3 separate regions of the Homo sapiens genome follow, and regions 2 and 3 are each linked to region 1. A link is a contact called in ENCODE Hi-C data. All regions are on one chromosome and are shown on one strand. The core of a region is the stretch at or near the end of the contact, and the rest is flanking DNA. Distances in the headings are between cores, read along the strand shown. Region 1 overlaps RCBTB2 (RCC1 and BTB domain containing protein 2). Region 2 holds the start of MED4-AS1 (MED4 antisense RNA 1). Region 3 has its middle 95 kb from the start of CYSLTR2.

What was found. A loop is a pair of places that touch in the nucleus more often than their neighbours do. Pooled maps may share reads with other maps.
Region 2: a loop to region 1 is called in a pooled map, with 4 times the contacts of the local background. The contact joins the promoter of MED4-AS1 here to the enhancer-like site in region 1. A Hi-C loop is called at or near these places in 2 of 37 single-sample maps with no recorded cell type and 4 of 50 pooled maps.
Region 3: a loop to region 1 is called in a pooled map, with 3 times the contacts of the local background. The contact joins two enhancer-like sites. A Hi-C loop is called at or near these places in 3 of 37 single-sample maps with no recorded cell type and 3 of 50 pooled maps.

What each region holds. Positions count from the first base shown.
Region 1 is chr13:48,490,774-48,495,556 of GRCh38, reverse strand. All of the region lies in intron 14 of RCBTB2 (RCC1 and BTB domain containing protein 2), which reads left to right. Among named protein-coding and RNA genes, the nearest start is that of RCBTB2, 40 kb to the left of the region's middle. RefSeq lists an enhancer at 1,997-2,076. Within about 2 kb of position 2,921, at least 30 of the 41 ENCODE cell types and tissues checked have a DNase peak (open chromatin) inside an H3K27ac peak, as active enhancers do.
Region 2 is chr13:48,074,919-48,079,701 of GRCh38, reverse strand. It overlaps MED4-AS1 (MED4 antisense RNA 1), which reads right to left and starts at 2,565. Exons shown (of 3, transcript NR_046511.1): 1 at 2,351-2,565; 2 at 2,149-2,260. It overlaps MED4 (mediator complex subunit 4), which reads left to right. Exons shown (of 7, transcript NM_014166.4): 7 at 2,391-3,978. The coding sequence ends at 2,563.
Region 3 is chr13:48,746,922-48,751,704 of GRCh38, reverse strand. No RefSeq gene overlaps it. Among named protein-coding and RNA genes, the nearest start is that of CYSLTR2, 95 kb to the right of the region's middle. RefSeq lists an enhancer at 1,132-2,331. Within about 2 kb of position 2,369, at least 18 of the 41 ENCODE cell types and tissues checked have a DNase peak (open chromatin) inside an H3K27ac peak, as active enhancers do.

The sequences.
Region 1 (4,783 bases), core at 1,672-4,171:
TGCACAAAGACTTAGCTTCAAAGGTGTTTACTTCAGCAGTTTATAATTTTGAAAAATCAGAAAAAGGTTAGTGTGAATAGTGGAGGCTTGTTTATAAAATGTTAATATCAAGAAATTATGCAGCTATTCAAGATATATCACTAAGTGAAAAACTTATCCTATTTTTATTTTTTGAAAAAGTATAAATAGCTGAATAAAAAACTAAAATTCATTATCTACATAGAAAAAAAGACTGAAAACTATGCTTAGTGGTTATCATTGAATGGTGGGATTGTGGGTGATTTTTATTTTCTTCTCTTTGCTTATTTTTTTTTAACTTTTACAGTGACCATGTATTGTTATGATAATAAAGAAAGGAAAGAAAACCAATCTTAGAACCAAATCTTTAGGAAACAGGCTGTAACATCTTCGAGTCAGTTTCCTTTTGGTATAAGGATATCCTCTCCTTTGGTCAAAGAAAACAGAGACATTTTAGTAGATGAAAGGTTATAACTTTTTTTCTGTTTACATAAATAATACTATGCTTATTAAAGAAAATTTGTAAAAGACAAAAAGTGAGGAAGGTAATGACTCATCAACCAGAGAACATTAGCACTTTCATATAACAGCTTCTGAGTTTTTGTTTTATGTCACATTATATATTTGTAAATACTTGAAACCTAGATTTTTTTTCACTTAACATTAAAAAAAAAGTACTACCTCAAAACAATGACATTTAACAGCACAGTGAATGTTTTATATCAAGGCAATAACATATTGGGCACTTACAACACAGAATGTTTCATGGTCAGACAAAATCCATGCACTTTTCCTAGTCCATTCTTGAGCATCACAGTGATGAGCCACGGTGATGGAGGGCCATCTCAGATGTCAAGATGGTGGCACGTGGTGTTTGCATCTGAATCAGGCTTCATTTTTAATACTTTTTTATATTCTCTATTTATGTGAATTATTTGTCTGGCTACCTTCCAGCTCTCTGTTTTCTAGAAAGTAAGCTCTTTGAGGCATGGCAGGGACTTTGTTTTGCTCACAACCATATCCCCAGCGCCTAGGACGGTGTCTGACACAGAGTAGGTACCTACTAAATACCCCTTTCATGGATGTTCAGTTTTGCCTATAGAGATGCACTGTTGTACTACAGCCTGTCCAGCTAATTGCTGTACCCTAAATTAGTATAATAGACTATAAGTAAAATAGACTGTATATGTACTTAATGTAAAATACAAGCTTTCGTAAATAAAGAACAGTGCTGTATTTGATTTGCCTGGCTCAAATAAGCAAGAAATGGGCTCTTTCAGCAAATTATTATCCCTCATGCTGGACTGTCACTTAGTACATAATTAATATGAGCCAGGGATTATTCTAAGCACAGTTCATGTTTCATTTACTCCTCAAAACAACCTTATATGACATAGGCATTATTATATTAGATCCAGTTTATAAATGAGAAAACTGAAGCTTGGAAAGATTAAGTAATCTGAGTAAACTAGTAAACTGCAAAACTGGGATACAGTCCAAGATTGGGCACATTTTAAAACCGCATGTTTAACTACAATTCTCCATTGTCCTCAGTATTTTGAAATCAGGAGTATTTATGCATGGATTCAACAAATATTCACTGAGTGCCTGCTACATGCCTGGCACTGCCCTACGCACTGGGGTACTGCAAATGAACAAAACAATCCAAAATCTCTGCTCTCATGGGAATTTCTGGTGAGGGGAGATAGGTGATCAATAAATGAATAGGATATATAGTATGTCAGATGGTGACAAGTGATATGGAAAGAAGTAAGACAGGGAAGACAGCCTAGGGAATGCCATCCTGAGATGAAAGTTGAAATTTTAAATAGAATGGTCAGGGAGGCAAGACATCAGTGAGCAGGTGACTCAAGCAGAGACCTGAAGGAGGTGTGGGTGGTGTGTTCTGGGAAAAGCAAGCCCGGTGTGGAGGGAGCACAGTGGGGAGGGAAGTAGCTGATGAGGCAGGGAGATGGTGCGGTGGAGGTGCACAGTGGCGTGTGTGGGAGGAGGCAGGGCCTGCAGAGTCCATAGGCAAGTTTCAGGAATCAGAGTTCCAAGGTGAGTGGCCATCAGAGGGTTTGGAGAGGAGCAGATATGATGGGCATTTGAAGTAATCCTCCTGCCTCCTGGCTGCTGTGTTGAGGAGGGAGGGAGGGAGGTAGGGAGAGAGAGAGAGGGTGAGAGAGAGAAGAGAAGAGAGAGAGAGAGAGAGAGAGAGAGTGTGTGTGTGTGTGTGTGTGTGTGTGGAGAGAGAGAGAGGGTGAGAGAGAGAAGAGTGTGTGTGTGTGTGTGTGTGTGTGTGTGTGTGTGAAGGAGGGTACTTAGGAGGCTGTATAATCCAGTAAGTGATGATGGTGGATTGGTCCAAGTTATCACCTGTGGGGATGGTAAAAAGTGGTTAAGATTTTGAATACATTTTGAAAGTAGAGCCAACAGGATGTGCGGATGGATTAGATGTGAGGAAAAAAAAGACGACTGAGGAGGTTCTGTCCCTCAGCAGCTGTAAGGATGAAAGTGGCATCTATTGAGATATAGAAGATAGGAGCAACATTTTGGGGGAAATATCAGAAATTTGGTTTTGAATATGAGAAGTATGTGATGTCTATTAGACATCCAAATGGAAATGTCTAATAAGCAAATTGGATAAGCAAGCCTGGAAGTCAGAGAGAAATGTGCTGAAGTCAAAGCTATGAGGCAGTGACGTGAGACAGGTTTGAAGATTAAGTCCTGAGCACTCTGTGCTTAGAGGTTAAGGAGATAAGGAGACACCAGCAAAGGAGACTGAAGAGGAGTGAGCAGTAACGGAAGAGAGAAACCAGCAGACCGTTTCCTGCAGGCTGGGAAAGAAAGCGAAACAGGAAGGAAGAAGTCCGAACCACACCAGATGCTGCTGGCACGTCTGCACGAGGACTGAGAACTGACGAGTGGGTTTGGCGATGAGAACGCCGGAGGGGCCTTGGCAAGCAGTTTTAGCGCAGTGAGGCGGGAAGTCTGATCGGAGCGTGGAAGTAGAGGAACTGAAGATGGGGAATAGAGGCAGCTTTTCATGGTAATTTTATTATAAAGATAAAAAGGAAGAGCTTTGGGGCATTTGAGGTAAAACATCTTTACTTTTTTAAGATGTGGGAAATGGAAGCTTGTCTAATGATGCAAATGACTCAGTGAAGGGGAACAAGCCAGTGATGCAGGGGACAGTTGGTAGAGCAGGGCCCCTTAGTAGGTGGAGCAGTGGGATCTAGTGACAGAGCAAGGGCTCTGCTTTCTATAGGGTCTTGGACCTTTGATCCAGAGAAGATTGCATCCACAGGCCTCTCTGTAATAGGCAAGGAGACGTGGTGGGGAGAGCTTGTGGAGGTTCTTTTCAAGTGATTCTGGTTCTCAGTGAAATAGGAAGTCATGTCAGCTGAGGATGAGGATGAGAGGGGAGATGTCAGGCTTATGGGGAGAAGTATGAGAGTCCTGTAGGAGAATGAGCAAACTAGGAGAATGTGGTAGGACTGCAGGACAGAACAGAGGGCCCCATTTTGAACATGAAGCCATACAGAGTGGTAGCATTCAAAATAGACTACAATTCTTTAACTGAAAAATAATGGGGGCCTTGTTTTCTATGGACAGAATTCCCCTATAACCAGTACCACCACCCTATGCCAATTTATTGAATTCTTAGAATCACAGGAACTCTTTCCAAGTCCTGTCCTTAATTTAGTATTTAGGGGAAGATCCCACTCTAGAATAAAGTAAAGGAGCATGGATCCAAGTGATAACTTTTTAGGGTCCTTTCATTCTCCCATTAATTAGCAATTTTCCTGATGCTGTCCAGATCTGTGAGGCATCAAACTGCCCAGCCACCTAACTCCAGACACACTCTAATGTGTGTGGTGTAGGTATGAATTCCTCCATTCCTCTCTGTAGACTTCAGCCAAAGAGATGATGCATCTCTATCTGGTTTCACTTTTGTGTGCTGTAGGCAAAAATGTCATTTCTAAAAATTTAAGCAACAGCACATAATTTTAAATGGACTCTGAGATATTCAGCATGTATCATTGAAGCACATTTTTATGTATAGTATGCTGTGATGACAAGTGGGTGTGTGAATTTTCCCTGTTTATCACTGAGGGCTTACCTGGGACAGAGACACATCATATTGCTGGTGTGGTACCAACAGCCTGCCCAGTTATCTTCAGGCATGAAATAAACATTTTCCTAGTATAGTTTCTTTCTTTTCTTAAAAGAAAATGTACCGTAGGTTTATATGTACATTGGCAAGGCTATCAGCATTGCTATTTTTTTTATTTTTTCCATCTTCAGCATTTGCTATAATTTATGTCTAAAGAAGAAAAGACTATCGTGTGTAATGTTCATATGTAATTGCTTAGAAAGTATTTGGGGCTTTTATTTTTTATAAATTACCTACAGTAGCTTGGAGAGGAAACTTTTAAAAATTGACCACCACCTAGCAGCATCTTGTCCTAGGCCAAGTAGCCTAGGGTTTGAGGCATATTGGAGGTCTCAGCACCCTGCCCTCACTTCTCCAGGGCCAAAAAGCATCTGGTCAGCCTCATTCTGATTTTCAAGTTATAGTTCTAATCAAGAGAATTATTACAGCATTATTCTTTGGCCCAGAGTGCATTACAGTAAGCCAGAAAACACCAATCTGTTGGGTCTCTCTTACCAGAGACTTGGAAGTCATGATTTCTTTAAAGCATTTTCCCAGTTGAGATTATTGAAGGCATATGTAGTGTGATCAAATCCATCCATCCCA
Region 2 (4,783 bases), core at 1,316-3,815, 420 kb after region 1:
ACCCAGGCTGGAGCGTGTTGGCGAAATCTTGGCTCCCAGGTTCAAGTGATTCTTGTGCCTCAGCCTCCCGAGTAGCTGGGATTACAGGTGTGTGCCACCAGGCCTGGCTAATTTTTGTATTTTTAGTGGATATGGGGTTTCGCTCTGTTGGCCAGGCTGGTCTCGAACTCCTGACCCCAAGCAATCACCTGCCTCAGCCTCCCAAAGTACTGGAATTACAGGTGTGAGCCAGTGTGCCTGCCTCTCAGACCCAGTTCATTGTAATAGCTAGATTCTTTGCCGGTTTATTCTGCTCTAAAGATTCTCCTTGAGGGAGGTATGAAATTAGAACAAGCTGCCTTTCTCTTATTTGTAAATATTACACTGTCTTCCTCAGGCATTTGGCCTCTCTTTTTAAATTATTGCTCTAAACATAGCTTTTTTATAATTGTGAAACATGCTATGTAAATAGAGTAAGATAGTTTACGGAATAAAGTGAACACACTCCTGAACAACCCCCAAGTTAACAAAATGAATAACAATAGCTTTTTATAAACTTTTATAACTTTATAAAATAGTATTTCTGTGAGACCCAGTTCATTCTGAGCTTCAGTTTTCCTCAAGTTTTTCATAGGTTTGTGCTATTTTTATATATATTTGTTTTATATTATTCCTCATCTTTTATAGTTTGTAGGTGACTTTTGTTTTGATGTGGTAGAACATTTGGGAAGTAGAAAAAGGCATTTAAAAAAGGAAAAAAATATACCCTTTCTGAGGCAGTCACTTTAAATATTTTAGCCTGTTTCCTTTTTTCCCCTATACATTTTTTGCTTAATGTTACATCATAAGGCTGTCCCTGTGTCATTAATAATGCTTTGTATGCATCATTTTTGTTAGCTACCTAAAGTACAACCAGGGGAACTCAACTGTGATATCCTTGGATATCACCTCATATTTCTCATGTTTTAAAAGTACAGGAAAAACAGATATGGGGAGTCACTGCCACATTTTGGACCAAGGAAGGGACAGACCTAAAAACAGTCTTCCCCAGCTCCATCCCAAGGCCGATACTCTCATATCATGGTGCTGTCATTGGAGAGGGTGCAGTGTAATGTGGCCCACTCCATGGCAGAGAAGTTAGATGAGGCATCAGAGGCCAGAGCTGGCAAGCAGGAAATTACCCACTGGGGTTCCAGGGAGACTTGCTGGGAAGCTGCCCTTTGGGATTCTGGTGAAACCTGCTAGGAAACCACCTTTAGAGGCGCCACCGAAAGTTGCTGTGGTGAACACCACTTAATGTCCTGCACACCAACCAGGCATCACAGCAGTAAAGGAGACAAAACCACCTGATCCAGGAAGTGAAACTTGTTTGCTAGTGGAGTCCCACCTGTGCCCTCTACTGACAAAACTTAATTGTGGCAGCTGGCAAAGGAGAAATGGTTTCAGGGGCCAGAGAGAAGGGTAGATTTGAGGCTAACTGGCATACCTTTCTAGTTAATACCATAACTCTTTCTTTTGACCCTTTAAAAATCTGCCTTCTTTATTTGAGTCTTGAACTATACCTGTTTATGTGCTCTGTCCCTTTGCTTCAGAAATACAGACTTTAAATGTAACTTGGGCCCTTTTTTAAGGTATTTCATATGCATACATTGCTAATCAACCTCTCTTTGATGAGAGTCACTTACAATAGCAGTTCCTCTATCAAGAAATCATTCAAATCTATTATAATACTAAAGTACCTATTACTTGTTTATAATATGTAGAATAATCTACATAACCTAGTATACATAAGTATGTATTATATATGCATATAATAGATACATAGATACAGGAAAAATTTGTAATTACAAATGTCTTACAAAAGAAAAATTATGTCAACTGACTAAATAGTTTCTTACAGAGTAGTATGATTTTTTTAAAAAAGTCCCCAGTTGCTAAAATATCAACTTTTCCTTGATAAATTTGATTTTTATTAATTTGGCTAAATGTGTATTTTTTTCCTAGTCTTAAAAAAATTGGCACAATAGCTTATGCCTGTAATCCCAACACTTTGGGAGGCTGAGGTAGCAGGATAGCTTGAGCCCAGGAGTTGGAGACCAGCCTGGTTAACATAGTGAGACCTCATCTCTACAAAAACTTTAAAAAGTACTCAAGCATGGTGGCACATACCTGTAACCCAGTTACTCAGGAGGCTGAGGCAGGAGGATTGCTTGAGCCTAGGTCAGGGCTTCAGTGATGTATTCGTGCCACTGCACTCAAGCCTGGGTGACAGAATGAGACCCTGTGTCAAAAAAAGAAGAGAAAAAAGTAAAATTAAAAAAAATACTTCAAATTGTTGCATAAAGGGAAAAGTAAGAACTAGATTAATTACAGATAGAGCTGTTCTTATCTATGCTTCTTTTTTTCTCCAGATGTCCTTGCTCCACAGTATCCATGGCAGTCAAATGACATGTCGATGAATATGTTACCACCAAATCATAGTAGTGACTTTTTGTTGGAACCTCCTGGGCATAATAAAGAAAATGAAGATGATGTAGAGATTATGTCAACGGACTCCTCAAGCAGTAGTAGTGAGTCTGATTGAAAAACCTTAAAAGACAATATACAGAATTGAATACTGTAGAATTCTGTTTCTTTAACAGTAGCAGGGAAATGTAAACTACAGGTGACAAAAAATACCCAGGTAAACACTGGCTTTGGTAGAATTGTGCAGTCATTAAAAGTCAAAATTTTTTGACTTTCTTTTTAAAGCCAAAGACCATAGTTTTAGTTTTAAGCCACTAGGTAGATATTTAGGGGAATAGTCAAAATTTACTGTTGAAAAAGCAGTTGCTATGTGCTTTCTTACCCTGTTCTGTTCCAGTTTTGCTGGATTTGTACATAGCCATTCTAGAAATAGAGTTGAGGGAAATTATCCATATACATATCACTAATAGGCTTCTTGGAATTATTTAGAAAAGCATTTTTAAACTGGCAGTGGATGACTGAATAGGCATCATATTTCTTTTTGTGTGTCATTTAAAAGTAACAAAAACTGCCATTTGACAGTAAAGGCTCTTGGCTTCTGTTGGAGGCATGGGAAATTGTCTCAATTTGTACAGTTTGTAATTGTAATTTTTGTAAATAAATTTGTTTGTACATTGTATGCTTTTTTTTTAGTTTAAATATACTGTCAGTGTAGGTAGGAAATTATTTCTGTAAATCCAGTTGCATTTTATAATACTTGAGTGACTAACTGAATTGAAACCTATTACAATTAATAGGGTTCTCAAAGGCCTATTCCTATTAGAAGAAATAATTTTTTTTAATAATTGAAAAAATTTACCACAGCCTTGTCTGATTTTAAGAATAGATTGTGTGAAGATTTAGAATGGAAAGCAACCATTTCTTCCCTTCACCTTCCTCTTCTTACAGTTCCCCAGGAGTCATTTTTAACCACTTTTAATTTCTGTTGGTAACCTCTGTGTTTAGGTAATATGCTTATACAACTATTTCTTGATGTATCAGTTTTAGACAATGTATCTTCTGATTTCAAAGGTAATACAACATTTAATGTGAAACATTTAGTGAATACAGTAAAGGAGAAAATAAAATTGTTAGCATTCTACCCAGAGATAATATCAATTCATATTGTAGTGTAGATTTTTTTAAAGTTCACATACACTTTTTTGTAAAATGAGAATAATGTTTATTTCCTGAGATACTGCTGTATTTTTTAATTGCTAATCTGTATTCTTCAAATGAACTGAGAATTCCATTTTTCCATCATTTTTTCCTTTTGATTATTTTCGATCTCTAGAAAAATTGGAAAATAGGAGATTAATCTTATATTTTCACCATCTAGAATTAAGGACATACAATGTTTGAATGTCTTTCCCTCCAGGGTTATTTTTAGGAATGGACTAACACAATATCTAATTTTAACCTTGCCTTGTCCGTATACTAGGAATATTGATCCATGTGTATACATTCTTGAAAGATTTACTTTAATGGCTAAAATTTTATTGTGGTATGTGCCATAATGTAACTGCCTGTTTTTATCACCAAATCTTTAGGGTAGATTCAAAAGGATTGTGTTTTTCAAATTCTTTAATACTGTATTAGTTTTCAGTTGCTGCCGTAACAAATTACCACAAACTTGGCTCAAAACAACACAAATTTATCTTAGTTTTGTACATCACAAATGTGAAGTGGGTCTCACCTAAAATCAAGGTGTGAGCAGGGCTGCATTCCTTCCTGGAGGCCATAGGGGAGAATCTGTCCCCTGTGTCTTCCAGGTTTTAGAGGCCGCCCTTGGTCCTGCTCCAGGCCCCTGGTTGGTGAGTGTTTCTCATTCTGCATTACTGTGATGCTCTTCTGCCTACCTGTCCCATATTTAAAGGATCCTGTGATCATTCTGAGCCCACTGGATAACCCAGAATAATCTTCTTATTTAAAGTGAGATGATTAGCAACCTTTATTCTGTTTGCAACCTTAATTCTTCCTTGCCATGTAACAAAACAACATTCATAGGTTCTGTAGATTGGGATTTAGACATCTTTGGGGAAAGGGGGTCATTATCCAGCCTATCAGAAATAATCCAAACTTTTCCCCTGAAAATTACACAAATATACATTCTATCAGTACTAAGTCAATATCATAAGTCTATATATTTCTGAATTTTTTTTTTTTTGGAGACGGAGTCTTGCTCTGTCACCCAGCCTGGAGTGCAGTGGCTCTATCTCGGCTCACTGCAAGCTCCACCTCCTGGGTTCACGCCATTCTCCTGCCTTAGCCTCCTGAGTAGCTGGGACTACAGGTGCCC
Region 3 (4,783 bases), core at 1,120-3,619, 260 kb before region 1:
AAAGCACTGGGATCACGGGCAAGAGTCACCACGCCGGGCCAGGGCCGCAGACTTCCTTTTAATAGCCTCAGTAGTAGTGTGTCCCAGACTCTTGTCTAGCCTTGGAACATAGCTGCTCAGATTCTGACTCTAACTGGGAGTGCATAGAGCCTGCTCCTGCTTTTAAGCAGGAACTAATTTTATGGCCTAAGGTGTTGCACTGCGTAACCAGAGAGCAGACAGGGTATTTCAGAATCCATTCATTTGGTAAACATGAAATGGACCTCTCTTTCATTCCAGGCACTGGGCTGGACTGAGCAGCTAAAGGTGAACAAGAGTGAGTCCGGCCCTCAGGGAGCTCATAGTCTAGTGCTGAAGTCTGACAAATAGGTGAACAACAGTAAGAGAAGTGCTCCGTGCTGGCTTTTACAGAGTCCTCTGAGGGTGAAGAGAGCACATGGAACTCTGAGTGTGGCCGGTGTGGTTCTGCAAAGGAAGCAATGTCTGAGCTAAGTTTAAAAGGCATATCTGCCATGATAACACTGCCAAGAAGGCACGTGCCAGGCCTCAGAGTAAGAGAGAGTGTGGGGAACGCAGGGCCCTGCCCTTGAAAGAAGAAAGCTGGAGAAGAGAGATTCCCAAAGCTTTCAAGGCAAGGAGGACTGCATTTTATTAATAATAACCATGGGCTGAAGCCTGTTTAGGCTGGGAATTTCTATCTGTGGAGGCTTCTATCTTGGAATAGTGAAAGTCTTGGCTGGTACTCAGCCATGGAGGGCCCAGGGACGAATGCCTGTTTGATGGTGCTGTTTATCCTTTGGTCTCTTCTTGGTTCAGTGGAACCTCTCAGCTTCAGGAATGTTCAGCTCAACCCAGAAAGCTGCTTTTCTGCAGCTCTTTAGCTCACCAAGCGTCCAGTTGGGAGGAGTGAAGGCAAAAAGGAAGGAACATACCAGAGCACTCAGGAGTCCTGCCAAGCTCCTCGGATGTCCTTGTGATCGCTCCAATGTCAGACTGCTGAGGTCTGAATCCTGTCTCTGGATTCTAGCTATGTGCCTTTAGACAAATCATTTAATCTCTCTGAGCCTCAGTTTCCCTAGTTGTCAAGTGGGAATATTAATAATTCCTACCTCATGGGCTGATTTTAAGGACTAAATGAGATAAAGCCCGTAAGGTAGATAGCACAGTGCATATCAGGTACTTAATACATGTTAATTAACATTATTGTTATTAGTATGCCCATGTTTCTGATGCCTTTTTGAAAATCCATGTCCTTTCCATGCCTTTTCACTCTATCATCTGCATATTAGCACCAGATAGAGTCCATCAAGCTTTACTCTCTGCAGTTTGTATTATGAAAATAGGAGGTGTATTGAATGTTTCTTTTTTTATGCTCCCCTGTAGAGTCTGACACCGGTCTTACCCCCCGTGCAACCCACACAGGCAGTGATTGAGAAACCCGGTGGGGCAGTGAAGGCTTTTAAGCAGGAGAGACACACGACTAGATGAGGCTGCTCACAATATCACTTAATTATCTTGGGATCAAATTTATTACAAGCACCTAAAATGGTTTAGAAGCTTTTGTCTTCATTTGTCAACAGCCCTAATTCTTTTATTTCTGGGGAGATTACTCTTGGGCTTACTGGGTCTATTGTACTCCTCTGGGCATGGGGATGTGATATTTTACACGTTGTTGAATTAAGCCCTTGTCATTTCTGGGCTAACACTCCCCAGATGAGTCAGATGTTCGCTTCTCAGCGGTGTGGCCTCTGGTAGCGGCTCTGCCTTCAAAGGTCAGTTCGCTCTTTTCTCTGAGGGCCCCCGGCTCGGCTGCCACCTAATGGTGAGTTTTGTGATGAGTAAGAAATGACTCTTAAGAAACAGTTCGAATGCGCCCTTGGACATGAGACCCTCTGATGCTGTGAGTCATTCTGGATGACAGCGTGAGAGATATTACTCATCGTTGTGAAAGATGATTGTCTTAAGTGCTTCTGCTGGATGGGAATCTGCCTTTGAAAAACAATTCCATTTTATTTTCATCAAATCTAATAATTTTTTCTCTTCAAAATGGACTCTAGCAGAAGAACCTGGCATCGGGGGAGGAGAGGTGTATTGCTAATAGTCGCCCAGCCTTTGGAATGTGCTAAGGTCTATTTTAAGCACTTAGAATATCTCACTTAATCCTTATTTAAATCCTGAGGTAGGTAGTGCAATCATAACAAAATTAGTAAGTATTATCATTGTTGTGGTTGTTATTTTACGAATGAGAGAATTCAGCTTTGGGCTGGTCTAACAACACTTAGCTACTAAGTGGCAGAACTAGAATTGTAGCCCAGGCCTGTCTGACATCAGTAACTGTTCTTGAGCACACTGCTCCTGAATGATGCACGAGTCTGCACACCCGCTAGGTTCCAGCATGAGCTCATCCCACAAGGCATTTGTTGAGGCCCAGAATTGGGCACTGGTTATCAGCCATGACCTAGACACAGTCCCTTTCCTCCGGAGTGTACAGTCTAGTAGGAGAGAAAATAAAAGTAAACAAGCAATTGCAATAGAGCTTGATAAATCCTATAGTGAAGTGAACAGGAGGTGCTGAGGGACCACATATGTATAAATGGCCTACCCTGTAACCTTGAGGCAGGCAGACAGACTTCCCAAGGAAGGTCACCAAGGTAATTCCTATGGGATGAATGGGAATCAGGCAGGTCCAAGGAAGGAGGGGGTTAGAGCAGAGGGCAGGACATGTCCCACAGAACAAGCAGCAGGTGTGAGGGGCCAGAGGTCCCAGATGGGTGCTGAGTTCTGGGAAAACACTCTCATGACTGAATGGTGTCATGAAGGGACCATGGAGTTGACTCATTTGGCTGCTGACTTTTGCCCTCTATCCCTGGCAGGGCGCTGGCTATCCCATTTTGAAAAAAACACTGCTTTGCAGAGAAAAGGCTCTGAGAAGGAGGAGAGAAGACAGATTTTTTTTTTTATCATCCTTTCTGTGGCCTGAAACGGGCATATGACAGCTGTCCTGGGCCCTGGGGGGAAGCCTGGGTATGCAATCTGTTTTAGCTCCAGGCTCAGCCCTGCCTGGCCTGGTGAACTGGCCAGGGTGGCATGGTCAGGACATCGCAGCACCACATGTTAGATCCTGGTGCAATCTCAAAGCTAAAATTTCAGAGGATACATTGCATTTTCCTATTAAACATAACAGCAGAGAAGAAGGAAACCACTGTAATGGAACAGACTGAAGAGAAGGCTACCAGTTGTGTGCTTGCTAGTACCTTCCACAGGCGGTATGAAGGAATTAGGGGCTCTTCTCTAACCTCTATGACCTTGGGAGGGCCTCCTTTCCCTTTGCTTCTCTGAGACATTGCCCCTCTAATGGTCTTCAGTACAACTCTGTTAGTTGGGTGCTTAATGGGCAAAGCCATTTTACCAAAGGAGTAAACCATGAAGAAGGTAACTCACAGGGATGCAGCATATTTTTGTTAACTGGACTTGGCTTCATACCATGATTGGTCTATGGCCTGATCATTTTTGTTTCTTCTGTTCATTACCAGCCTAACAGGGTCACTTCACCTGGGCCCTTGGAGACACTTTGGACATTCTTGTTAGACTTTTCAGACCTAACCCTTTGGTTCAGGTTGAAATGATTGTTCCAGAGCTTCCTGAATCTCAGCCTGTTGTTTCTTCAGTATTCTGTTGTGCCTCTTAATCAAGTCTCCACTCCCAGGCTCTTTCTCTCCTCAGAAAAATTCTCCCTCAGTGATTGCATGCCTTTCTTTAGGTCTTTGTGACAAGTTAATACCACGGGAGTCTTCTAGTCTTGATGGCAGTGATGAGGACCATCTTGCAAGTCTAATACATGGGACATTGTTGTGGCACTTGCTATGGAAAGTGGAAGGACTTAGCACCAATTTTTCTATTCCCTGCCTGATGTGTAGCATTCTATTAAACCTCTTTCATAGTGTGGTAGTTACCACCTGTAATCCCAGCACCTTGGGAGGCCAAGGGGGGTGGATAACGAAGTCAGGAGTTCCAGACCAGCCTGACCAACATGATGAAACCCCATCTCTACTAAAAATACAAAAATTAGCTGGGCGTGGTGGCACGTGCCTGTAATCCCAGCTACTCAGGAGGCTGAGGAAGGAGAATTGCTTGAACCCGGGAGGCGGAGCTTGCAGTGAGAGGAGATTGCACCACTGCACTCCAGCCTGGCAACTGAGCTAGACTCCATCTCAAAAAAAAAAAAAAAAAATGTAAGAACCTGGACTCCAGTCCTACCATTGGCTAATCTGAATAATATTAGATAATTTATCTCACATCCTTGTGCCTCATTTTCTTCATGTATAAAACGGCATCATGATAATAATTAGTTCATGGGATTGTCCTCAGGGTTAATGGGTTGGCACCTGTACAGCACTGAGACCTGTGACTGGCCCAGAGCAAGTACTATCGAGCATTTGCTTTCTTTGGTCAGCAGCTGTTCTCTTTGCAGACCACTTCCTGTGGTCCCCCTAACCATGATCAAATCACCATTCATTTCTCCCATGTCTTATTTAGATAAGATTTGCTTCAGAAATGAATTGCCAAGACATTCACAATGTTCATTTGGGAAGTGGCATTTCTTCACAGTGACTTCCCCAAGACTTGAGAAAGCCCATATGGAGTAGGAAAGACTCTGGATACACCAGATCCCAGCTCATTCCTTTTACTCAACAAAATCACAGCTTTTTCCTACTGCCTCATTCCAAAAGCCCAGCTGTGGAATGTTCTGGCTGCTGTGCCCATTTCTTCCTCTAATATTAGT